Regions from separate parts of the Homo sapiens genome. Here regions 1 and 3 are each linked to region 2. The links are chromatin loops, found by intact Hi-C in ENCODE. Cell type or tissue: B cell. All regions are shown on one strand.

Region 1 (8,000 bases), 600 kb after region 2:
CTTGGGAGGCTGAGGCAGGAGAATGCGTGAACCCGGGAAGCAGTGCTTGCAGTGAGCTGAGATCGCGCCACTGCACTCCAGCCTGGGAGACAGAGTGAGACTCCATCTCAAAAAAAAAAAACAAACAAAAAAAGCTTCAACTAAAGAACAAATAAAACATTCAGACACAAGTTGACACTTTAAAAATTCTATAGATTTCAACAAATAATGAATGACTGTATATTAATTTATATTAGTCCTGTGGTCAGAATACATTTTCCAGTTAAAACATTTTTAATACATCTTCTGTACGGCACGGATAGCTTCTAGTGGGAATTAGTGTATAGTCTGTTCTTGATGAAGACAACACTAGACAGATGTTGCCTGATATCTGGATAATGCTGAATGTGACAAAACCAGCGAGACGCATTAAGATATTTCTTCTTTTCTTGAACTGTCAGGTCAACTATAAAGCGATGAAGTCCATAGTACAATAGGATATCTGCAAAGGTAGTTATATCCTGTAAGGTAGACTTTATCTTCAAGATATGAAATAAGATCCTTCAACAGGGTGTGGGCTGGGCATGGTGGCTCACGCCTGTAATCCCAGCACTTTGGGAGGCTGAGGTGGGCGTATCACAAGGTCAGGAGATCGAGACCATCCTGGCTAACATGGTGAAACCCTGTCTCTAATAAAAAAAATACAAAAAAATTAGCCGGGCGTTGTTGGCGGGCGCCTGTAGTCCCAGCTATTCGGGAGGCTGAGGCAGGAGAATGGCATGAACCCAGGAGGCAGAGCTTGCAGTGAGCAGAGATAGCGCCACTGCACTCCAGCCTGGGTGACAGAGTGAGACTCCATCTCAAAAAAAAAAAAAACTAAAAAAAAAAACCAGTGTGTGGCTATCATTTTTACTGGAGTGACTCTGTATTGTAACCATTGCTGAACTATTGCTTTTTCTTCTGCAGTACTCCCTAGCAAATATCCTTTGTTAGCTTGCTTGACTAGATGAGCTGCTATAGTAGTCAATCCTGTTAGACTTGGACCATTGTTTGTTTGAAGAACCAGAATCTGTCACTCATCCTGAGCACTTTATTTATTATTCCCCTTACTCAGTCCCAGGGACTTCTCTAGTAGTGACAACTTGGCGGCTGCTGCCATCTTCTGGCGGTAGCTCCTGGAAGAGACCAACGTTTAACTTTTTGAGAACCTGTCAAACTGTTTTACCAAGCGGCTGCACCATTTTACATTCCTATCAATTATGTACAAGGGGTCAAATAACTCCAAATCTTCATAAACACTTGTTATTGTCTGTCTTTTTGATTACAGCTATCCTACTGGGTGTGAAGTGGTTTTGGCTTACATTTCCCTAATGACTAATGATGTTGGTCATCTTTTATCGTCCTTTTTGGCCACTTGTATAATATATTTTTGGCAAAATGTCGTTCAAATCCTCTGCCCATTTTTAGACTGGGTTGTCTTTTTATGTTGAGTTGTAAGACTTCTTCACATATTCTGGATAACAGACTCTTATCAGATTATTTGCAAATCTTTTCCCCCATTCTGTGAGTTGTCTTTTCACTTTCTTGACAATACCTTTGAAGCACAAAATTTAAAACTTTTCTCCAACTTATCAAATTTTTTCCTAGGTTCCTTGTGCTTTAGGTACCATATTTAAGACATCATTGCCTAATCCAAGGTTATGAAGATTTACAGCTATGTTTTCTTCTAAGTGTATAGCTTTACTCTTTTTTTTTTTTTTTGAGACGAAGTCTCGCTCTTGTACCCCAGGCTGGAGTGCAATGGCGTGATCTCGACTCATTGCAACCGCCGCTTCCCAGGTTCAAGTGATTCTCCTGTCTCAGCCTCCTGAGTAGCTGGGATTACAGGCGCCTGCCACCACGCCTGGCTATTTTATTTATTTATTTATTTTTTGTATTTTTAGTAGAGATGGGGTTTCACCATGTTGGCCAGGCTGGTCTTGAACTCCTGACCTCAGGTGATCCGCCTGCCTTGGTCTCCCAAAGTGCTGGGATTACAGGCGTGAGCCACCGCGCCCGGCAGCTTTACTCTCATATCTGGGTCTTTGATGCACTTTAATTTTTGTATATGGTGTGTAGTATGAATCAAGATTCATTTTTTCCATCTGAATATACAAATATTGCAACACTAACTGTTGAAAAGATGCTTCCCTCCTTCATTTGCTTTTGCAAGTTTGTAAAACAACAACAAAATCAACTGGCCTCACTCTGTAACTGAGGGCTGCACATATTGTCTTCCTTCCAAAGAGTACAATATGGAAAGTGGGGAAATGTAACATCATAGTAGAGAAATCTGACAAACACTATCTCAGTTAGGTGATCAAGGTTGACATCAGCAGCGATAAGTGATACTGTTGATAAGTACCTTTGATATGATGTGATGAAAATGACACTTTATGATCTTCCTTCCTGAAATCCATATCCCCAGGCTAATCATGAAGAAACATCAGACAAATTTCAGTTAAGGGATATTCTACAAACTAATGCAGTGGCTTGCACCTGGAGTCCCATCTGCTTGGGGGGTTGAAGCAGGAGGACTGCTTGAGCACAGGAGTTCAAGGCTGCAGTGAGCTGTGTTTGTGCCAATGCACTCTAGCCTAGGCAACACAGCAAGACTCTCTTAAAAAAAACTGAATAAAGTATGAATTTTAATTACTAATAATGTGTTGATATTTCATTAATTTTAACAAATGTACTATACTAATGTAAAATACTAATAATAGGGAAACTGGATGTAGAAACTGGGTATAGGGTATGTGGGAAATTTTTGGACTATCTGCAGTTTTTCTGTAAATCTAAACTTTATTATTATACTTTAAGTTTTAGGGTACATGTGCACAATGTGCAGGTTAGTTACATATGTATACATGTGCCATGCTGGTGTGCTGCACCCATTAACTCATCATTTAGCATTAGGTATATCTCCTAAAGCTATCCCTCCCCCCTCCCCCCACCCCACAACAGTCCCCAGAGTGTGATGTTCCCCTTCCTGGGTCCATGTGTTCTCATTGTTCAATTCCCACCTATGAGTGAGAATATGCGGTGTTTGGTTTTTTGTTCTTGCGATAGTTTACTGAGAATGATGATTTCCAATTTCATCCATGTCCCTACAAAGGACATGAACTCATCATTTTTTATGGCTGCATAGTATTCCATGGTGTATATGTGCCACATTTTCTTAATCCAGTCTATCATTGTTGGACATTTGGGTTGGTTCCAAGTCTTTGCTATTGTGAATAGTGCCGCAATAAACATATGTGTGCATGTGTCTTTATAGCAGCATGATTTATAGTCCTTTGGGTATATACCCAGTAATGGGATGGCTGGGTCAAATGGTATTTCTAGATCCCTGAGGAATTGCCACACCGACTTCCACAAGGGTTGAACTAGTTTACAGTCCCACCAACAGTGTAAAAGTGTTCCTATTTCTCCACATCCTCTCCAGCACCTGTTGTTTCCTGACTTTTTAATGATTACCATTCTAACTGGTGTGAGATGGTATCTCACTGTGGTTTTGATTTGCATTTCTCTGATGGCCAGTGATGGTGAGCATTTTTTCATGTGTTTTTTGGCTGCATAAATGTCTTCTTTTGAGAAGTGTCTGTTCACGTCCTTCGCCCACTTTTTGATGGGGTTGCTAAACTTTTTTTTTTTAAAAAAGTTTAAAATATTGGCCGGGCGCAGTGGCTCACGCCTGTAATCCTAGCACTTTGGGAGGCCGAGGCGGGAGGATCACGAGGTCAGGAGTTCGAGACCAGCCTGGCCATCGTGGTGAAACCCTGTCTCTACTAAAAATACAAAAGTTAGCTGGACGTGGTGGCGGGCGCCTGTAATCCCACCTTCTTGGAAGGCTGATGCAGGAGAATTGCTTGAACTCGGGAGGCGGAGGTTGCAGTGAGCCGAGATTGTGCCACGGCACTCCAGCCTGGGCGAAAGAGCGAGACTCTGTCTCAAGAAAAACACACACACACACACACACACACACACACACACACACAAACAAAAGTTTAAAATATCAATTAGGTATATTTGTATTTAACTGTTTCATGAATCTTTGTTTCTAACCTTTCTCCTATAACCCATTCTTTTTTTTTTTTTTTTTTTGAGACAAGGTCTTGCTCTGTTGCCCAGGCTGGATGGAGTGCAGTGGCGCGATCATAGCTCACTGTGGCCTCAAACTCCCTGCTCAAGTGATCCTCCAGACTCCCAAGCAGCTGGGACTACAGGTGCGCACCACGCCTCCAGGCTAATTAAAAAAATTTTTCTTTTGTGGAGACAGGGTCTCGCTATATTGCCCAGGCTGGTTTCAAACTCTTGGGCTCCAGCAATCCTGTCGCCTCGCCTCCCAAAGTGCTGGGATTACAGGCGCGAGTGGCCGCTGGGGTTCTTAACTTGGGTCTTTGAATCGCCTTAAGAAGTGTCTCTGAATCTGGGAATTGCAAGCAACGTTTCTGTGAGGACCTTCACACAGTTCATCCACTCTTCGAAGAGTATGGACCGAAAAAGGCATAGAGCATTCACTGCACGTAGAGAAAATCAGCAACCCCTGCTCCCCACCCTCAGCCTGAGGTGCCTACCTCCACGTGGGGTCAGGAGGCGGAAGCGAAACCAGAAGAAAAAACCCTGAGATCTATAAGGCAGTTCAGGTCCCTAGTGACATGAGCTAAAGAGAACTTGGACGCCAGGACTGTAGCAGACAGAGTCCGGCTTCGGGGTTCGCATCAGTCGCACGGAAGGTGGAAATAGCCCCCAAGTTGTAACCCGCCGCGGTCTTCCCTCAACAGCGCAGGCGCCAGGACTGCTAGGACGCCGCGCACCTCCCGCGATGCCCCGCCCCGGCGCGAGGCAAGACGGGAAAGTCAAGATGGACGCGTCCATTTGAACGTCTCGCACGCCTTCCTGCCATTAGCACTCGAGCCCGCTGCTGTTGCCCGTTCTTCCTCCAGAATAGGGGAGGGAGAGGGAATGAGAAGCTGCTGCGGCCCAAGAGTCACTGTGAAGGACCCCGCCGCTGCCCTCGGGCCTCCTCGGCCCCTGCGCCTCCGGGGAGCAGCCGGGGCTCGCCGCGCCTGACGCGTCCCGAGTTATACAGGTGCGGGCGCCGTACCGCAGCACTTGGTGGTCTGTCGCGCGCCGCGTGACTCTCGCACCCGTCCCGAGGCCGAGCCTCCCCTGGTGGCCGTAGGTCTGGAAACCCGGGGTACTGGGAACCCGAGGGAGGGCCTTGAGCGTGCTCCGGGGCTGAGGGGGCCTGCGGGCGCTCCTGGCCTGCGGGCTGGGGTGCTCCTTCCGGCTCCTGCTTGCCAACCTCTTTCCTGAGCTGTGCGTAGCATCCCATGTGCAGCCTCAGCTTTCAGACTGGCCTCCAGCCCCTCTGAGCTGTTTTTCTGAGCCTCGGGCTCTCAGCCTGTTTTCACCGTCCTCTAGAAAGGCTGGGGAAGCTCTTGTGGAGACTTAAGCTCCCGTTAGTGTGCATTTGGGTCTCTTTTTTTTTTTTTTGGCAGGGTAGTGTTTGTAGGAATCATTGCTGATACTGTTATTTATAGCATATAAATTTAATAGTATTTTTACGTGTAGCTGTTTATGTTGCACCTAACAAGTAAAAACATTTCTAAAAGTTTGGGGTACTGAAAAAGTATTAAATATGTGGCATTAATCGGTACAAAATGATAATTCTTTAACAATTCTGTAATTTTCTCTCAAAGTTATAAGAAAATAACATTATAAAATTGCAGAACTAAAGTTTCATAAAGTCAAAAGTTCGTTGATGTTGGTTATTCTGTTGAATAAAATATAGGAAGACCAGCTGAATTTTGTTTTCTTTTAAGGTTTTTTTTTTTGTGGGGTTTTCTTTTTTTTTTTTTTTTTGAGAAGGAGTCTTGTTCTGTCTCCTAGGCTGGAGTGCAGTGGCGCCATCTCAGCTCACTGTAACCTCTGGCTCCCGTGTTCAAGCAATTCTCTGCTTCAGCCTCCCAAGTAGCTGGGATTACAGGCGCCCGCCATCACTGTCTGGCTAATTTTTGTATTTTTAGTAGAGATGGGGTTTCACCATCTTGGCCAGGCTGATCTTGAACTCCTGACCTCGTGATCCACCCGTCTCGGCCACCCAAAGTGCTGGGATTACAGGCGTGAGCCACCACGCCCTGCCCCTTGTAAGTTTTATAAGGCACTTTTTACTTGTGTTCCAAGTTCAAGTGTCCCAGTACTCATTTATTTCTAGCAGGAGGAAGAACAAAACTTGTGTCATGTTTTGTGACATAATTATATCCAGAATAACTTTTCTTTTTTTTTTTTTTGAGACGGAGTTTTGCTCTTGTCCCCCAGGCTGGAGTACAATGGCGCGATCTCGGCTCACTGCAACCTCTGCCTCCCAGGTTGAAGCGATTCTCTTGCCTTAGCCTCCCAAGTAGCTGGGATTACAGGCGCCCACACCATGCCTGAGTAATTTTTTTTTTTTTGTATTTTTAGTAGAGACAGGGTTTGACCATGTTGGCCAGGCTTGTGTCAAACTCCTGACCTCAGGTGATCCTCGCGCCTCAGCCTCCCAAAGTGCTGGGATTGCAGGCGTGAGCCATCGTGCCTGGCCAAGAATAACATTTAATTCACAGCAAAATAACTTTGTGGCTTTGGAGGAGCTGCAAAGGAACTACATAGGCTTTGGCTGTTTGTGTAACCATATAGGATTCTTGCCCTATGAGCAGCAAGTCAATACACGGAAACAACGGGGATTGCAGCAGATAAAGTGTTTTACTTGCAGGGCCACCGAACTAGGAGACTGAGGAAACTTCAAGTCAGCCTCCCCAAAGAGTTAAGGTCTAGAGGTTTTTTTTTTGCTTTTGGTTTTTTTTTTGAGACAGAGTCTTGCTCTGTTGCCCAGGCTGGAGTACAATGGCATGATCTCGGCTCACTGCAACCTCCGCCTCCTGGGTTCACGCCATTCTCCTGCCTCAGCCTCCCGAGTAGCTGGGACTACAGGTGCCCGCCACCAAGTCCAGCTAATTTTTTGTATTTTTAGTAGAGATGGAGTTTCACCATGTTAGCCAGGATGGTCTCGATCTCCTGACCTAGTGATCCGCCTGCTTTGGCCTCCCACAGTGCTGGGATTATAGGCGTGAGCCACCGCACCCGGTCCAGAGGTTTTAAAGAGAGGGTAGTGGGTTAAGGTATTGATTGGTCAGAGAATGAAGGATGAAGTCATAGGACAGAGAGATAAACCACATTCTCATGCTAATGTGGTTCCTTGATGGGGTCTTAAGACTAGCTTGCATCATCTCAAAAGTCTTAGGCTCCTAACATTAAAAATGCTGTCTATAGGAACATGGTATATATAAACAGGTACAGGAAAGTGGATCGAAGGACAATCTAATTATGCTTATCTGTACTTTTGTCTAAAGCCTGGCTGCTACCTAACCTTGTGATGAAGGCTTTAACAGTTCATCCACATTTTTTTAGTAATAAACTGTACTGTAATAGATTAATAATTAGATTAATTAGATGTAATAATTAATTAAAACCTAGTACCCTTAAATCTGCAAGCATAACTGTTCCATGGCTAGAGTTATTCATGCCTCGGTTCTTTGGGTTTCGACCAATAATTGAAATTGATTGTAGTTATATATTTAGGTGGGATTGGGGGTGTCACAGCTACTTAAGACATTTGAAAACCTATGTCTTTTGTAGATTGGTCAGCTGAAAGCAGTTCAACCTCTGATGAATTAGAGTAATGTGTGGTTTTTTATTGTTTTATTCCAATATGACAATGATCCCTTAGATGTACTTTTCAAATGAGGTTCTGGCATCTAACCAGAAATGACCTTAAATGTTGAAAAGCCATGTAGTTATGGGACCATAGAATACAACTTGTCTAAATACTTCATATATAAAGTATGGAAAAATTAGCGTATAGTAGTGGGAAACACGGGATAGGTGGTGCGGGACATAAGTACTTGTTGCATCTCAGTGGTTTCCTATAGTGGTAACTG
Region 2 (8,000 bases):
CTGGGCGTGGTGGCGCACACCGGTAATTCTAGCTACTTGGGAGGCTGAGGCATGAGAATCACTTGAACCTGGGAGGCAGAGGTTGCAGTGAGCCAAGATCCCACCACTGCACTCCAGCCTGGGCGACAGAGCAAGACTTCATCTCAAAAATAAAATAAAATAAAAAATGTTTTGTTTCAAATCTTAATAAAACACACTGTATTTCCAGTAACAAAATCAAAGTAAGACCAAAGGAATTTTCAGTTGAAAATGCCAGAAGAAAGAATAATTTCTCTGAGAATGGCATACAGTCAAATCAAAAGTTTCAGGCAGGCATTAGCTGGCTCTCACTGGTCTCCCTGAGCAGACAGACCTGATTCCCACCTGAACTGCCTACATTCTTATCCACAGGGCACCTGCCTTCCTGAGCCTTTACCTAGCTCTATAAATCTTCTCCTTGGCTTTCATGTAGTACACTTTAAGCAAAAGGTAAATATCCCTTAACAGTGATGGCATATAACCAATTTTGTTGTAGGATGCTGTTTTCTTTCCCATAAAAACCAAATGTTGGCCGGGCACGGTGGTTCATGCCTGTAATCCCAGCACTTTGGGAGGACGAAGTGGGCGGATCACCTGAGGTCAGGAGTTCGAGACCAGCCTGACCAACACGGCAAAACCTTGTCTCTACCAAAAATACAAAAAATTAGCTGGGCATGGTGATGCGCGCCTGTAATCCCAGCTACTTGGGAGGCTGAGGCAGGAGAATTGCTTGAACCCAGGAGGGAGAGGTTGCAGTGAGCCAAAATTGCACCACTGCACTCCAGCCTGGGCGACAGAGTGAGACTCTGTCGCAAAACAAACAGACAAACAAAAAACAAAACTACAAAAAAAAAAAAAAACACATACAAACAAAAAGCTCAAACGTTTACTGATCATCTCCTGAATTTGTGGTATCTGTTCAGGATTCAAATTCTGGAGGCTTCTGCTTCTCACTCCTAGGCTTAAGCACCAGGGTAATGCCAGTCACTCCTACCTCTGCCTGGGCGGAGCCATGTTTGTTGTTTTTAATGTTATGATTCCACCTAAGCTTTCACAGCTAGGCACTGCCAAGAATATAGAGGGAAGTCAGGAAGTCTGGAAGGGGAAGTGGACAATGCAAGGAACAAATAATTGTTCTCAACTATAAGCAATTCTTCCTCTCCTTTCAGATCATGAATTCTCTTTGCTAGGGTCTTCCTGACACCGGTTAACCAAAGGGAGCCTCCAGGCACAGTCTCCATATTCTAAGATTTCTGGGTGTTCAAATGGGTCCTTCCATGGAGTCACCATTCTACATCATAAACTTGTATACCAATGAAAAGTTGTCCCAGGTACTATTCAAAAGAAGAAAATCCAGCAACTTTACACTGCAGCTCTTCATTCCTCCAACGATTTGAGTTTTACACAGCCCCCTCCCAAAGGCTCTGTCTATGGAAGCTCATAAATGACCAGTCAATTCCAAATGGCCCGTATTCAGTTTTTACCCATTTGAATTCTGACCACACCTATTTCTAAAAACTGTTTTCTCTCCTGGACATAGAACATTGCTCTCTCTGGGTTGCCCTCCAAGGTAGAGGTGACTCTTCCTCCGTATCGATTCTCCCCTTGTCTTTGGAATACAATTGGCCCCCACCTCTGGTGAATTCTGGCAAGGAACATGGCTCCCCGGAGAGAAGATGCAATTCCCAGATGACTGTGCAGAGAGGGAGGCCATGAGACTATGCTCAGGTCAATAGGATGTGAGTTGAACCGATCTGGGCAACTTCTGGATGACATCACTTACAAAGGAGCCGCTAGTCCCCTCCTATCTCCTGCGCTTTCCTACCCGTGGACATGTGGGTATGGTGGTGCCCAGCCAGCTTCAACCATGTGGATGAAGGTAATTCCCTCGGGGAGAGCAGGGAAGACAGGGAGGGCGAACGCAGCCTCGTGTAAGATCTTAATCCAATGCAGAACTGCGAAAACACATTATTTGGTGAAACTAAGGAAAGGTTTATAATCAGACATCCCTCCACACTTCCCTGGGCTAGGGTCTCTTCTGCAGCTCCTGCTTTTGGAATCCGGGGGTCTTTTCCAAATCCTCTGATCGCTCCTCCGCGCCTTCGGGGGGCAGAAGCCTCAGGGGTTTCAACACCTACGGCTCCCCCGCCCGCGCCCACGCCAAGCAGGGAGAAATCCTCAGTGCAGACGAGCTGCAAAAGATGACTCCAGCCGCCCGCTCTGCGGAGCCGCGCCCAGCGCGGCGGACCCGCCAAATCTGGGGGCTTCGGCCCGGGGGAGCCGCTAGACTCGCGCCTCAGGTCCCAGCCCCGGCGGCCAGCGTCTCCCGGGCTGCAGGGACCGGTCACCGTCGGGAGGTAGCTGCGGCCCCGAGTGGCCGCACCGCGACTCCGACTCTAAATCCAAGTTAGGAGACAAGAAAGCATTAAAAACGACAGGTTTCGATCTTTCCGAATCCGTTTCTGATGTGCCCGACAAGCGACAGAGGAGAAAATGTATGACCTTTAAAAACAAAAGCGCCGGTTCTAACGGGCCGCGGGAGGCGCGCAGGGCCGCTCCGAGGAGGGCAGACGGGAATCGGGGAGGGGCTCACCCAGTCTCCCGAAGGGCAGCCGATTCCTCTCTCCCAGCATCAGGTTGAATCTGGGGTTGTCTCGCCGCAGCCTCTTCCAGTGGCCGGTGGCGAGGAGCAGCCGGGAGACCTCGGCGTAGACGCTGCTGTTCTCATCGCGTACCACGAAGGTGTACATGGCGAAGCGCCGCGCGCCCGGGCCGCCGGGCAGCCGCCGCAGGGACCAGGCGGCCGAGAAGGCGGCTCAGCGCGGACCCCGCCCGGGCGCCCGCCGCGGCCCGGCCCCCGCCGCCCGCGCCGGCTACCGCGCCTCTCGGGTGCCGGCGGCGCCGCGCCCGGGCGCCCGCCGGGTGCCGGAGAGGAAAGCGCCGCTCGCACGCCCGCCCCCGCCGGCGCGGCCCCGCCTCTGTCCCGTGATTCCGCGCGGCCCGGCCCCGCCGCGCTCTGGAGGAGCCCGTGGGCGGCGGCGCCGCGCCCTTTCCGTACCCTCCCCCGGGGGCGGCGGCGGCGCAGGGTTGGAGACCCGCGGCGGTGGGCGCGGCTTTACCGCAGCGGGCGGACTGTGCGGTGGAACCGGAGCCCGGGCCTGGGGTGGTTCTTTCCGAGCCCCGGGTCGCAGCCGGGGGGCGGTGCCGGCGGAAGATCCCAGTTTGCAGGGCTCGATCTGGGTTTTTCTTCTATTGCCAAAGGACCTTTAATGGATAAAACCCAAAAGTTCTAAGGCCCGGTCCTGTGGCCTAATGAAGAAGCGCTTCCTCTTCCTCTTTGCTTAACGACTACGGAGACCCGGAGCGTCGGTTTTGTTTGTGTCGAGTGCTCCTTCCTTCGGCTGAGCCCAGGGTGGCGCACGGCCAAGGGGATGACCTTAGACTCTGCTGGTGGAAGCAGGTCCCAAACCGACCCCCTGGAGCCCTGGGCTCCGCTCTTTTCCTGCCTTTTACCGGCATTCAGCCACTTGCTTTCCCTTCTCCGGACCTCGATTTCCCCTTATGAGCGGCGGAGAGTGGCTCTTAAAAGTCCCTTCGGTTCTGATAGCCCACTCTGAAGACTGTGCTGCTGCATTTGAGATACAAAGAGAAGGCAATGATCATCAGAGCTCCCCCAAACTTCCTACAGTCCCTCATAAATTACCCACATCAGCCCTGCGCCTTGCATCTTTTACTCTCCTGTAGATAAAGAACACCCTGGGGCCTCTCCCCTTCCTGTCCCCCGATGCTCACGGTATCTACCCGAGCACATTGTAAAAGCGCCCTTCTCCTTCCCATCGTTGCCCAGATTCCACGGGGCCGCCAGGCGCTCACTCGCCTGTCTTGCGCACCGGCTCCACCTGCAGGCAACCGCTGGCTGTGGAGAGCCCGCTCAGAGCAGAAATGGGGCAGACTTAGAGGTGCTGGGTGCTTGCACTCCTTCCCAGCTGCTCTCCCTCCACGAGGGATAGAGTTGGTCGAGAATGCCCTGGCCCTCTCGCCCTCCGCACGTGCCCTGCGGGGAGGCGTGTGTCCTAGGCGTATTGCGGTGGTCCTCTGTAGGCCACGGCTGCGGTTGTCCACAGCTGCAACTTGCTCATCAGGGCATCTTCTGTTGGCTTCCTTCCTTTCCCTGACTACCGATGTTTCCTGGGATCACCTCCCAAAAAAACTACTGTACTCGTGCTCAAATTCTTGTTCCAGGGGGCACCGTTTGGGGGAACTCGAGCCAAGACGCTGTGTTTGCCGCTCTTCACGGCTGATCACCTTGAAAGTGACGTCCACTCCCACCATGCTGCATCAATTCCTCCTGCGACTCCTACTGACGACTCCTGTGCCACAGGTGGCTTCTCTCTGCCACTCCACAACCGTGGATCTCATTAGGAACACCAGTGACCTTTGAATTTCCAAATCCAGAAGCTACCTTTTTCCTTTTTCTCACTTTTTGTAGCGAGCACCATTTTTGTTTCTTTTAGCTGTAGGTTCTGTACGGTACTACTTATTCCCCACCCCACTTTTTTTTGAGACAGGGTCTCACCATATTGCCCAGGCTGGTCTCGAACTCCTCAACTCAAGCCATCCTCCCACCTCAGCCTCCCAAACTGTTGGGATTACAGGCGTGAGCCACCACACCCAGCTTATTCCCTTTTCTTTGTAAGGTAACTCATCTTTCCTCCTTGGAACGTGTGTGTGTGTGTGTGTGTGTGTGTGTGTGTGTGTCTGTTAGGGAGTCTTGCACTGTCGCCCAGGCTGGAGTGCAATGGCGTGATCTCAGCTCACGGCAACTTCCACCTCCGGGTTTCAAGAGATTCTCCTGCCTCACCCTCCTGAGTAGCTGGGACTACAGGCACAGGCCACTATGCCTGGCTACTTTTTATATTTTTGGTAGAGACAGGGTTTCACCATATTGGCCAGACTGATCTCCCAACTCCTGACCTCAAGTGATCTGCCCGCCTTGGTCTCCCAAAGTGCTGGGATTACAGGCATGAGCCGCAGCGCCTGACCCCCTTGGAACCCATTTTTTGTGGCTCTTGTGGGATTAACAGTGTCTGTTATTGATAAAGGAAATGAATATCCAGGCTTGGTCCAACAGGATTACTCTCTATCCCTTTTGCCACAGCGACTGGTAAAACGTAGGAAACTGGTCCAAATCAGACCAATCTGATGGAACACTATCTGTGTGGGACAGCTTGCCACTGTCTTGCTGTCTTATAGGGGGAGAATCTGTTCCGAAAATTCAGCTTTGCCTCCACCCTAGCATTAAGCCCCTAGCAGTAAGCATTAAATGTGGATATGTGAATATACTCTTGCCAGTAGAATGTGAGCAGGTGATATGTATCACTTCCTAGCTTAGACCTTAGAATTTGGATGTGCCCTCTTCTTCTGGAGACAGTACGTACAGTCAGCAGCAATATTGGAACAAAGAATGTAAGGAATTTGCCAAAACTGGCAGTACCCTGGATTATAAAGTAAACTCCAGCAATTTCAAAAGATTGAAATAATTCTGAACACTTTTCTGACAATAGTGGAATTAAGTTGCATGGAGATTAAGTGATATTGTACACTGCTAAATAACCCATGAATCCGTGAAGAAATCACAATATGAGAAAGTATTTTCTAACTGAATGAGAATAAAGATATGGCATAGCAAAACTGGTAGGATACAGCTAAAGCTGTTTTTAATAAAAAAATTACAGTCTAAAGTACATATGTGTTTTTTTTTGTTTTGTTTTGTTTTTGAGACGGAGTCTGGCTCTGTGGCCCAGGCTGGAGTGCAGTGGTGTGATCTCGGCTCACTGCAAGCTCTGCCTCCCGGGTTCACGCCATTCTCCTGCCTCAGCCTCCCGAGTAGCTGGGACTACAGGCGCCCGCCACTACGCCCGACTAATTTTTTGTATTCTTTTTTTTTTTTTTTTTTTTAGTAGAGACGGGGTTTCACCGTGTTAGCCACGATGGTCTCGATCTCCTGACCTCGTGATCCGCCCGCCTCGGCCTCCCAAAGTGCTGGGATTACAGGCGTGGGCCAAGTACGTATGTTTTTAAAAGAAGACTGAAAATCAATTAAGCTTCCATCTCATGAAACTAGAAAAAGAATAATAAGCAAAACCCAAAGTAAGTAAAAGGAAATAAATCCTAAGGGAAGAAATCAAGGAAGTAGAAAATAAATGTACAATAAAGAAATCAAAGGCAAAGGGGATATATTTTAAAAAATTTAAAATTGTTAAGCATTCAAGACCAACAAATGAAAGGAAGAACAATCAAAGTTAAAATGAAAAAGGTCAGATGCAAGAAGATTTAAAAATATTTTTAAACAAATTTTTTAATGAAAAAAGAAACATCACTAGAGATCCTGAAGGTATTAAAAACAATAAGATCCGGCCAGGCGCGGTGGCTCACGCCTGTCATCCCAGCACTTTGGGAGGCCGAGGCGGGTGGATCACCAGAGGTCGGGAGTTTGAGATCGGCTTGACCAACATGGAGAAACCCTGCCTCTACTAAAAATACAAAAAATCAGCTGGGCGTGGTGGCGCACGCCTGTAATCCCAGCTACTCGGGAGGCTGAGGCAGGAGACGGTCTTGAACCCGGGAGGCGGAGGTTGCCGTGAGCCAAGATCGCGCCACTGCACTCCAGCCTGAGCAACAAGAGCGAAACTCCGTCTCAAAAAAAGAAAGAAAGAAAGAAGATCCTATGATCAATTTTTGCAAATGAATTTGACGTGTGGACAAAATAGACTACTTCCTTGAAAAATCCAGTTTACCAAAAATGACACAGAAATACAAAATCTGAATAATTTCACACCTATTAAAGAGATTGATTCTATTCGCAGATAACATATATGTAGAAAATTCTACCAAAAAAACCCTTAAGGACTACCCACACATACATACCCACGAAATGTTAGAATTAATAAACAAATTAGAATTAATAGAATTAATAAACAAATTCAGCAAACTTTTGGAACAGCCCAAAATAATCCAAGAAAAAATTAAGAAAACAATTTCATTTATAGTACCATCAAATAACCCGTTTATTAAGGGAAAATTTGAAAAAAATAAAACTGTCACTTTTCCCATATGATATGGTTCTATACATAGTGGATCCTGAAGAACCTATACTAATTGAATGAATAACTGAACATTGTAAAGTCACTAGATACAAGGTATATATACAGATATAAATTGTATTTCTGTATGTCAACAACAAAGAAATAGAAAAAAAATTTTTAAAAGATACGATTTACAGTAGCATCAATATAAATGTGAAATAATTAGGAGTATCTAATGAAAGCTGTGCATTGCCTCTACACTGAAAATTACAAAGCATAATCGAGAGAAAATTTAAAAGCATAAAATAAATGAAAGGATGTACCATGTTCATGACTGAAAGACTCAAAATTGTTAAGGTGTCAAATTGATCTATAGATTCAATACAATCCCAAACAAAATCTCTGCAGAGCCATTCATGGAAATTGACAAGGTAATTCAAAAATTTATATAGAAATGCAAGGGACTGGCTGGGCGCGGTGGCTCATGCCTGTAATCCCAGCACTTTGAGAGGCCGAGGCGGGCAAATTGCCCGAGGTTAGGAGTTCGAGACCAGTCTAGGCAACATGGTGAAACCCCAGTTCTACTAAAAGTACAAAAAAATTAGCCGGCCATATGTTTTTTAAAAAAGACTGAAAATCTTTTTAAAGATTTTCATGGTGGCATGATTTTTAAGATTTTTAAGATTTTAAGATTCCATGGTGGCATGCACCTGTAATCCCAGCTACTCGGGAGGCTGAGGCAGGAGAATTACTTGAACTGGGGAGGTAGAGGTTGCAATGAGCTGAAGATTGCGCCATTGCACTCCAGCCTGGGCGACAGAGTGAGACTCCAACTCAAAAAGAAAAAAAAGAAAAAAGAAAAAGAAACTCTGACTCAAAAAGAAAAAAAAAAAAGAA
Region 3 (8,000 bases), 210 kb after region 2:
AACGACGAGAGACCAGAATTATACCTCCCTCTGATTTCCCTAAATCCCTAAAGACCTTTAGAAACTAGGCTCTGGGCTTATGCAAAAGTCCTCTACTACATTCTACATAGCCACAAGTAGAATTAGAAGTATTTTTATATTAATAACATCTTATAAAATACAATGTTTTAACTCCAGGTGTGAAAATATTTAAAGGAAAGTACACTAAATGGATTTTTTTTAAATTATTCATTTGGCAAACAATCTTGTGCAAAATGTTCACTATATAACATGTACAAGGCCAGGCGTGGTGGCTCACGCCTGTAATCCCAACACTCTGGGAGGCTGAAATGGGAGGATGGCTGGAGCCCAGGAGTTCAAGACCAGCCTAGGCATATAGCGAGACTCTATTTCTTTAAACGAGAAAAAAATTATGCATTCTGTGAATTCCATTTACATTTAGAATCTCATTCTCATAAACAGTAATATTTTAATTTGTATAAAATCAAAGCAATTGTAAATATAAATCATAGGCTTCATTTTTTTTCCTGCATACACAATATGCCTTAATTTTTGAAAATGTTATAAAAAGAATATCCTTGGCTGGGCACAGTGGCTCACCCCTGTAATCCCAAAACTTTGGGAGGCCAAGGCTGGTGGATCACTTGAGGTCAGGAGTTCAAGACCAGCCTGTCCAACATGATGAAACGTGGTCTCTACTAAAAATACAAAAAATTAGCCAGGTGTGGTGGCGGGTGCCTGTAATCCCAGCTACTCAGGAGGCTGAGGCAGGAGAATGGTGTGAAGGCGGGAAGTGGAGCTTGCAGTGAGCTGAGACAGTGCCACTGCACTCCAGCCTGGGCGACAGAGCGAGACTCCGTCTCAAAAAAATAAAATAAATAAAATAAAATCCTTGAGACAAAGCCTAGCTCCATATACCAAGTTTCATATATTTTTCTCCACTTAATTCACAGAAACTTTTATAACAGCATAAAATAGCTATTATATGGAAAGATACAGTATTTTGGAAGCCCGCAGATTAGTCCATTTTTTCCCCAAATTTCTTAAGAATTTCCCAGGGAGCCTATGAAAAATACCCTAGAGATTCTGATTCAGTTGCTCTGGGCAGAACAAAAATTTATTCCCCAAAGTGATTCTGATGATTAACTATCATTGGGAAACACTGATCGAGTATAGCGGTTCTCAATTTGGCACATATTAGAATTTCCTGGGGAGCTTTTAGAACTCTTAAAACCCAGGCTGAGGTCCAGACCAACAGAAATAGCGCCAATACTTTAAAGAAAAAAAGTTCCCCAGGGAAGGTTTAGAACCATTGATCTGATCTTGTAGAATTTCTCCTGACTTCTAGTTCACTTTGTTTTTGATGTAGTTGTTTTGTTTTTCATGTGGGTTGACAAAAAAAGCATGAAAAAAAAAAACCATCTCCTTCATCTCAGCACAATGATGCCACTTAACAATTGGCTAAGTTAAAGTGGAGCTAACCTTTTTGTTTCAGAAATCACTAGAAAATACTTTTAGTCCGAATTTTAAATAAAATAGACTAATCTTAATCTTTAGCTCCTACTACCAACCTATTAACATATCTTACAAATAATTCTTTAAAGTTTTCTAACCTCTAAACCAGTATTTTAAAATTTCAAATTCTTTAAAAGGTCTGTCATCACAGTTCCTTACCAGCAAAATTATTTTGATACTTGAATTTGATGGCATTGTTTTTTCATGATGTACAATACATAACTCCATATATAGAAGTTACTTTGTGCACTAAGAGAGGGGAACAGATATTCTTCCATATTAAAAAAAAAAAGGATTTTAGGCTCCATTAGCAAAACCCCATCATTGGTTTGTCCATACCTCAAGAGCAAGGTATTAGTCAACCCATTCTAAGAATTTCCTTTTTAATACAAAAGATAACGTTAAAAAAATCATTAAAAATGTGCCAAGTGCAAGCTTATCATTTTTAAAAGTGCATTTTACTTTCCAAAAATTTTTACACTTTGATTGACGTGCCCTCTGGGAATCTACTTTTATTATTACAATACTGAAGTTGTTGAAATACCATTTTTATCCCTCTCAAGATTGCTAGGTATTTAGATATTTCAAATTTCAGCAGTGTTTGTGATTTTTGCTTCTGGGTTTTAAAAAACGTGTTTAGGATGCTTTACCAAGCCGATCACATTACTACAGATAAAACTTCAGCAATGTATATAGTCTATAGTAAAACGTATATTTTTTCTTACTTCTATTCACAAAGGAGTAATTGTGAGGTTCTAGATTTTCAAATTAATATTCTAAGTAAGAATCAGATGCAATGGATTTTGTTTCAGTAAGTTTAATGAATGAAAGCCCCCCTTTCGCATTATTAAAGATATATACGAATGAAAATTTGAATTATAACCAAAATTTAAGTATGCTACAGTATACTTTGTAAATGTCCCCAAACTCGAATGGAAACAAGAATGTGCCTCTTAAGGCACAGAGCAAAAAATAAAAAATCAGAATCTCAATATTCAAGTGATACACACCATCTAGAAAATTGGGCTAGCCGGAATAATCCATGGAGTTTTTACGTTAGGGTAAAACTGTGCTAAACTAAGTTTCTGCAAAGCCTAAGTATTTTGTGTTAACATATTAAACTTGAAACTTGCCATCTCAAATTCCAAGGGATAAGACTGTATACAACAGATGGCCTTTTGGTGCTGCTTAAAACTTCCCTGAAAACCAAATGTTTATTTTTTTAGAGGTGTTCTCGGTTCTCGGGAAGCAGTCAAATATCAAAACACCCATTCCTGAAAATTCCTGGCTGGTCCTATCTGGCCGGGAGCACCGACACCTGGACGGGCAGAAGCAGGACCTCAGCACCGAGCCGGGACGCTGAGAGCCGCCCGGCGCACACGGAGCCCGCCCGGGGGGCGGGGGGCTCGCACGTGCCCGGCCGGGGGCGGGGCCGGCGCTGGCGAGCAGCGACCCCGGCTCGGGGAGGCGGGCGCGGCCGGGCCGACCTCCCCCGCGGCCGCGATCCAGCAGTTTACATAAGAGTGCGCGTCATGGAACTGACGGAGCCACACAGAGACGTCTAGGTCATGCAGGAGGCGCCCGGCCCCGGCCCGCTCCCGCCGCCCCAGACCCCTCCTCTCATCCGACAGAAAGACAGACAAGAAGGGTTCCCGACCTGTCGTGCCCTGCATGTTCAGAGTCTGTCATGTTTGGTCAAGAACGGGGCGGGGCTGGAGGGCAGGTCTGCGAGGCCGGCGGCGGCGGGGCGCGGGGAAGACCCCCCGCGCCGCCTGCGGGAACCTGCTCCCGGCCGCCGCCGACAGGTGACGAAGTGGTAAAAACTCACGGTTACTAGTGAGCGACACAGACACAGACTTTCCAGTCTATTAACAACCACGCCAGAGAGATGGGGCTCTAACTGCAAACACTGGGCAACGGCCCCGCGCTGCCGGCGCTGCCGCTCTAGTCTCTATTCGCCGCCGGTGGCTGTGGCGTGGGAGCGGGCGGGCGGCGTGCAGCGACGCGGGGATTTGGACAGTGGCCGTAACGGTGATTTCTCCTCACCAACATGGCGGCACCCGAAACAGGCGGCTCGAGAAAATGGCGCCGGCCGCAACACCTTGCCCGGGACTAAAGGGCAAGAGAGATTCCTCCGCGAGCCGCGGCCCTTGCCCAGCCCGCCGGGGCCGAGCGCGTTGACCATTGGAGGAGAGTGCCCGTCAATCACCTGCAGGGGCGGGTCTTCGCCCTTCTCTGTGCAGCGGCGGAGGCGGCAGCCTAGTGGCGGGGCCGGGCGGCGAGAGACGCGGCCGGATGGCTCCTCGAGTGTCTGCAGGAGGGGGAGGCAGCCCACGGGACCTACGAGGGCCACCAGCGCTTCTGCTCCCGGCGCAGTACGGGCCGCGGTTTTTCCTGCGAGACGCCCGCCGCCCGAGGAGTTCCAGACGCACCAAGCAAACGGGCCCCAAAACCGTTAGCCGAGGCGGGCAGGGGTGGGATAACAAAGAACAAGGCGGCTGTAGAGTCCTTAAATTTTTTTGTGAAAACCTTTGTTCTTGTAATAATAGGGAAATGCAGTTTCTCCTTCACAGTTGTAGCAAGTATCTGTTTTTGTAACGTTTAGTGTTCAGAATCATGTTTTAAGGAAAATAGCTTGCCATGCAGTTTTTTCTTGTATTTGCTGTTAAATTTACCCAATTATTACTTAAATAGGAATAGCTATTGAAATAATTATATAAACGTTACTTTATTTCGTAATAATATTAACATGTAAAATGTATGCGAGTATTTTATAAATACTATTAGGCATGCCTTTTTTTTTTTTTTTTTTTTTTTTTTTTTTTTTTTTTTCTGAGATGGAGTCTCCTCTGTCGCCCAGGCTGGAGTGCAGTGTCGCGCTCTCGGCTCACTGCAACCTCTGCCTCCTGGGTTCAAGCAATTTTCCTGCCTCAGCCTCCCGAGTAGCTGGGACTGCAGGCACGCGCCACCACGCCTGGCTAATTTTTGTATTTTTAGTAGAGATGGGGTTTCCCCATTTTGGCCAGGCTGGTCTCGAACTCCTGACTTCAGGTGATCCGCCCTCCTGGGTCTCCCAAAGTGCTGGGGTTACAGCCGTGAGCCACCGCGCCCGACCATGCATGAGTTTTTTATACTTATGAAGTGACCTTAAAAAATTTTTAAATGACAAGTCAGTGTTTTGGCCTATTTAATATATTAGTCCTGAAGGAAAGTTCCTTGCTTTTTACTAAAATGATAGACTCAATGATTAATCCAAATATCTGACTTAATTTGTCTTTCCTTAATAATACATTTTACTAATACATAAATGGAATGCATTCAAAAACAATTGCAATGAGTGGATTAAATTGGAAATGTAAAGTTTTTGATATTAACATATACATTGAAAATAAAGGCCGGGCGTAATGGCTCACGCCTGTAATCCCAGCACTTTGGGAGGCTGAGGCGGGCAGATCACCAGAGGTCGGGAGTTCGATACCCGCCTGACCAACATGGAGAAACCCAGTCTCTACTAAAAATAAAAATAAGCCAGGCGTGGTAGCCCATGCCTGTAATCCCAGCTAATCGGGAAGCTGAGGCAAGAGAATCGCTTGAACCCGGGAGGCGGAGGTTGCGGTGAGCCGAGGTCGAGTCATTGCGCTCCAGCCTGGGCAACAAAAGCGAAACTCCGTCTTAAAAAAAAAAAAAAGTCGCCCCTTTTTTTTTTTTTAAAGTTGAATACAGCCAGTGACAGGAGCTGTGGTCGCACTATTTTTTTTTTTTTTTCAGTTGAATGCAGCCAGTGACAGGACCTGTACTTATAGCCACACTTTACCATAATAAATTTGTAGGGAGCTTTCAAAAGGTACTATGAAGGTACTATGAAGAAACTATGTTAACATTTGGAGTTACATTAAAATCTCAGGACTTCGGTTTTATCGTAACTGTTTTAGTTAATTTAGGCCTTTCTGTAGCTAATTTGGGTAACTGCTTTCTTGAAGTTATCCAGAGGCCCTTGTGGTAAACAGTTGCTGTTCTTTCTTGCACTTCTGTTTTCCCCTGTCTCCTGTATCTGGAGGTCTGAGAATTTCTTTCAAGCCTTCGTTAAGGTGTTTGGTTTGTGATGGCGTAGGACAGTGCAGTTCTCTCTGGATGAAAAGCCTCCTTTTCGAACCGTTGGCATGCGCCACTTAAGTTTGATGGTAAAATTTGTCATCAGGTCTTGGTCTTTTTCTCTAGGTAACAGAAAGGGGAGGTGTGTGGGGGTGAGCATTGAGGGGCAGTGCTCCTTTGAGGCTATGGGTTTTTAGAATCTAGAAGTGCTTAGAGATCTGTGACACCTTGTCTTTAATTGCCTCAGTTAAGGAGCAATGTAGGTATCAAAGAGATTACACTAATTAATTTTAAACCTAACAGATTTTACCTAATAATGACATATGGATCATGAGAACTGCAGAACTCTTGTCACGTAATGACCTTGTCCAAACCTCAGCAAAAGGAGACCACCAAACTATAGCGAGCCTTGTAGCAGCATAAGGTCGTGTTCGTAGGATGACCGCAGATCTCTCCCCGGGCCTCTCGGTTAAATGTCTCCCAGAGAAAACTCAACACTGCCCACCTGGCCATAGGCCCTTGACCCCCTTTCTTGGAGCATTTACAAAAAAAGAGCTTACAATTGTGAGTCCTTCCTCTGTCCCCTTGACACGTATGTGTTCTCTCCTACAATTCAGGAGTATCTTTCTTAAGGACCTGAAAGCCATTCCTTTGAAATTTAATCATCTGGAAGGTTGCTATCTCCCATTCTTGGTGGGAGGGTAGAATCCTGACTTCAGTGATAATCGCCAGCTAGCTGACGCAGCTGATCTAATCACTTTTATACTGACAGACTTTGAAATGTTTTGCATGTATTCCGGCTCTTTCCCCCTCCCTTATTCTCTCTTTAAGCTGCTCAATTATCTCTGCATTGAAATGGAACGCTGCTCTTTCCCCTACTGTTAGTAATTACTGAATAAAATTGGTTTTCACCACTTTAATGTCCAGGTTTTTTTATCTTTGTCAACCTTCCCCACCCTCTATCCACACAAAAATTGTAACGGACATAAAGGTACCAACACTTTATTTTGCTAAATAAATTAAACATATTAAACATCTTACGGTTATTTCATAAAAGACATTTTAACATCAAGAAAGTAGGAAGGATATCATTATTTTTGTTTCGTTGGTTTTTGTTGGGTTTTTTTTTGAGACAGAGTTTCACTTCACAGGCTGGAGTGCAGTGGCACGATCTCGGCTCACTGCAACCTCTGCCTTCTGGGTTCAAGCAATTCTCATGCCTTAGCCTCTCGAGTAGCAGCTAGCATTACAGGCACGCACCATCATGCCCGCTAATTTTCGTATTTTTCATAGAGACGGTGGTTTCTGCCATGTTGGTCAGGCTGGTCTCTATCTCCTGACCTTGAGTGATTCATCCGCCTCGGCCTTCCAAAGTGCTGGGATTACAGGCGTGAGCCACCGCGCCTGGCCAAGGATATACTTTAAAAAGCCAATTACTTTACTTTGAATTCCTTTACATTTAGTGTTAAGAAAAATTCCTTTTATTGCCCGTGTTTTGTCCCAGATGGTAAGAATAAGCCCTGGTATACCAAGGCTCCCAATATTGGACCACTAGACATTCGGAGACTGGTCAGACTTGGGACAAAAACGGTCTCCTAGGTGATCATCCTAGCTGGAAGATTAGGGGACCCTTACCCCATCCTTCCTGGTAGCTTATACAAACCCTAAATGTATATGTGGCCCTAGGCAGGGGGAGGGAGCCCCAGTTACAACTGTTTTCTGTCTACCTACCGGAATAGGGGCTTAGAGTTAGAATTAAATTGGCAGGAATAATTCCCCGTACAGTACACACTGAGGTTACAAATGAATACTTGTGTTAGTCACTGGAAAGTTTTTAACACACACACACACACCCTAAAAATACAAGCATCTGAACAGTAGCCATGTCTTTGAAAAAGTACTTTTATTTTATTTTAAAACAGAGTCTCACTCTGTTACCCAGGCGGAGTGCAGTGGCATGATCTCGGCTCGCTGCAACCTCCACCTCCTGAGCTCAAGTGATTCTCCTGTCTCAGCCTCCCGAGTAGCTGGGCCTACAGGCGTGCACCACCACACCCGGCTAATTTTTGTATTTTGTAGAGACGGGGTTTCACCATGTTGGCCAGGCTGGTCTCTAACTCATGACCTCAGATGATCCGCCCGCTTGGGCCTTCCAAAGTGCTGGGATTACAAGTGTGAACCACAGCACCCAGCCTGAAAAAGTACTTTTAAAATGTTGCCTCCAATTCTTTTGCAGCTCATAAGCATGATGATTAGATTTTCATGTGCACGCGTGAGATGTGCCTCATCAAGCCTTGTTATGACCTCAGTACATCCAGATGTGCTGGAGTGCAGTGGCACAATTATAGTGCTTAGTGATCTGTGACACCTTGTCTTTAATTGCCTCAGATAAG

What was found. Peaks named below come from ENCODE experiments on the same cell type or tissue, not always from the same donor. Only the 100,000 strongest peaks of a DNase experiment are listed, where the experiment ranks them.
Region 1: a loop joins it to region 2, with 7 times the contacts of the local background. A loop is called at or near these places in 6 of 110 quality-filtered maps.
Region 3: a loop joins it to region 2, with 14 times the contacts of the local background. A loop is called at or near these places in 11 of 110 quality-filtered maps.

The regions. Positions count from the first base shown.
Region 1 is chr2:111,881,052-111,889,051 of GRCh38, reverse strand. ANAPC1 (anaphase promoting complex subunit 1) reads left to right here and starts at 4,859. Exons shown (of 48, transcript NM_022662.4): 1 at 4,859-5,110. It also overlaps the pseudogene EEF1E1P1. RefSeq lists enhancers at 4,336-4,485, 4,829-5,622. In B cell, CTCF peaks have their summits at 952 and 1,152 (motif pointing left); DNase peaks (open chromatin) are centred at 1,131 and 4,731; H3K4me3 peaks cover 1,617 bases; H3K27ac peaks cover 1,597 bases.
Region 2 is chr2:112,477,113-112,485,112 of GRCh38, reverse strand. It overlaps TTL (tubulin tyrosine ligase), which reads right to left and starts at 2,957. Exons shown (of 7, transcript NM_153712.5): 1 at 2,612-2,957. The coding sequence starts at 2,768. RefSeq lists silencers at 2,187-2,286, 2,847-3,236 and an enhancer at 3,557-3,626. In B cell, CTCF peaks have their summits at 3,702 and 3,916 (motif pointing left); DNase peaks (open chromatin) are centred at 2,592, 3,142 and 3,892; H3K4me3 peaks cover 2,892 bases; H3K27ac peaks cover 2,055 bases.
Region 3 is chr2:112,271,199-112,279,198 of GRCh38, reverse strand. ZC3H6 (zinc finger CCCH-type containing 6) reads right to left here and starts at 3,602. Exons shown (of 12, transcript NM_198581.3): 1 at 3,173-3,602. The coding sequence starts at 3,204. It also overlaps the pseudogene LOC124906182. RefSeq lists a silencer at 2,833-3,312 and enhancers at 3,503-3,712, 3,328-3,900. In B cell, no CTCF peak of the experiment used is centred here; DNase peaks (open chromatin) are centred at 3,098, 3,698 and 4,648; H3K4me3 peaks cover 2,503 bases; H3K27ac peaks cover 3,345 bases.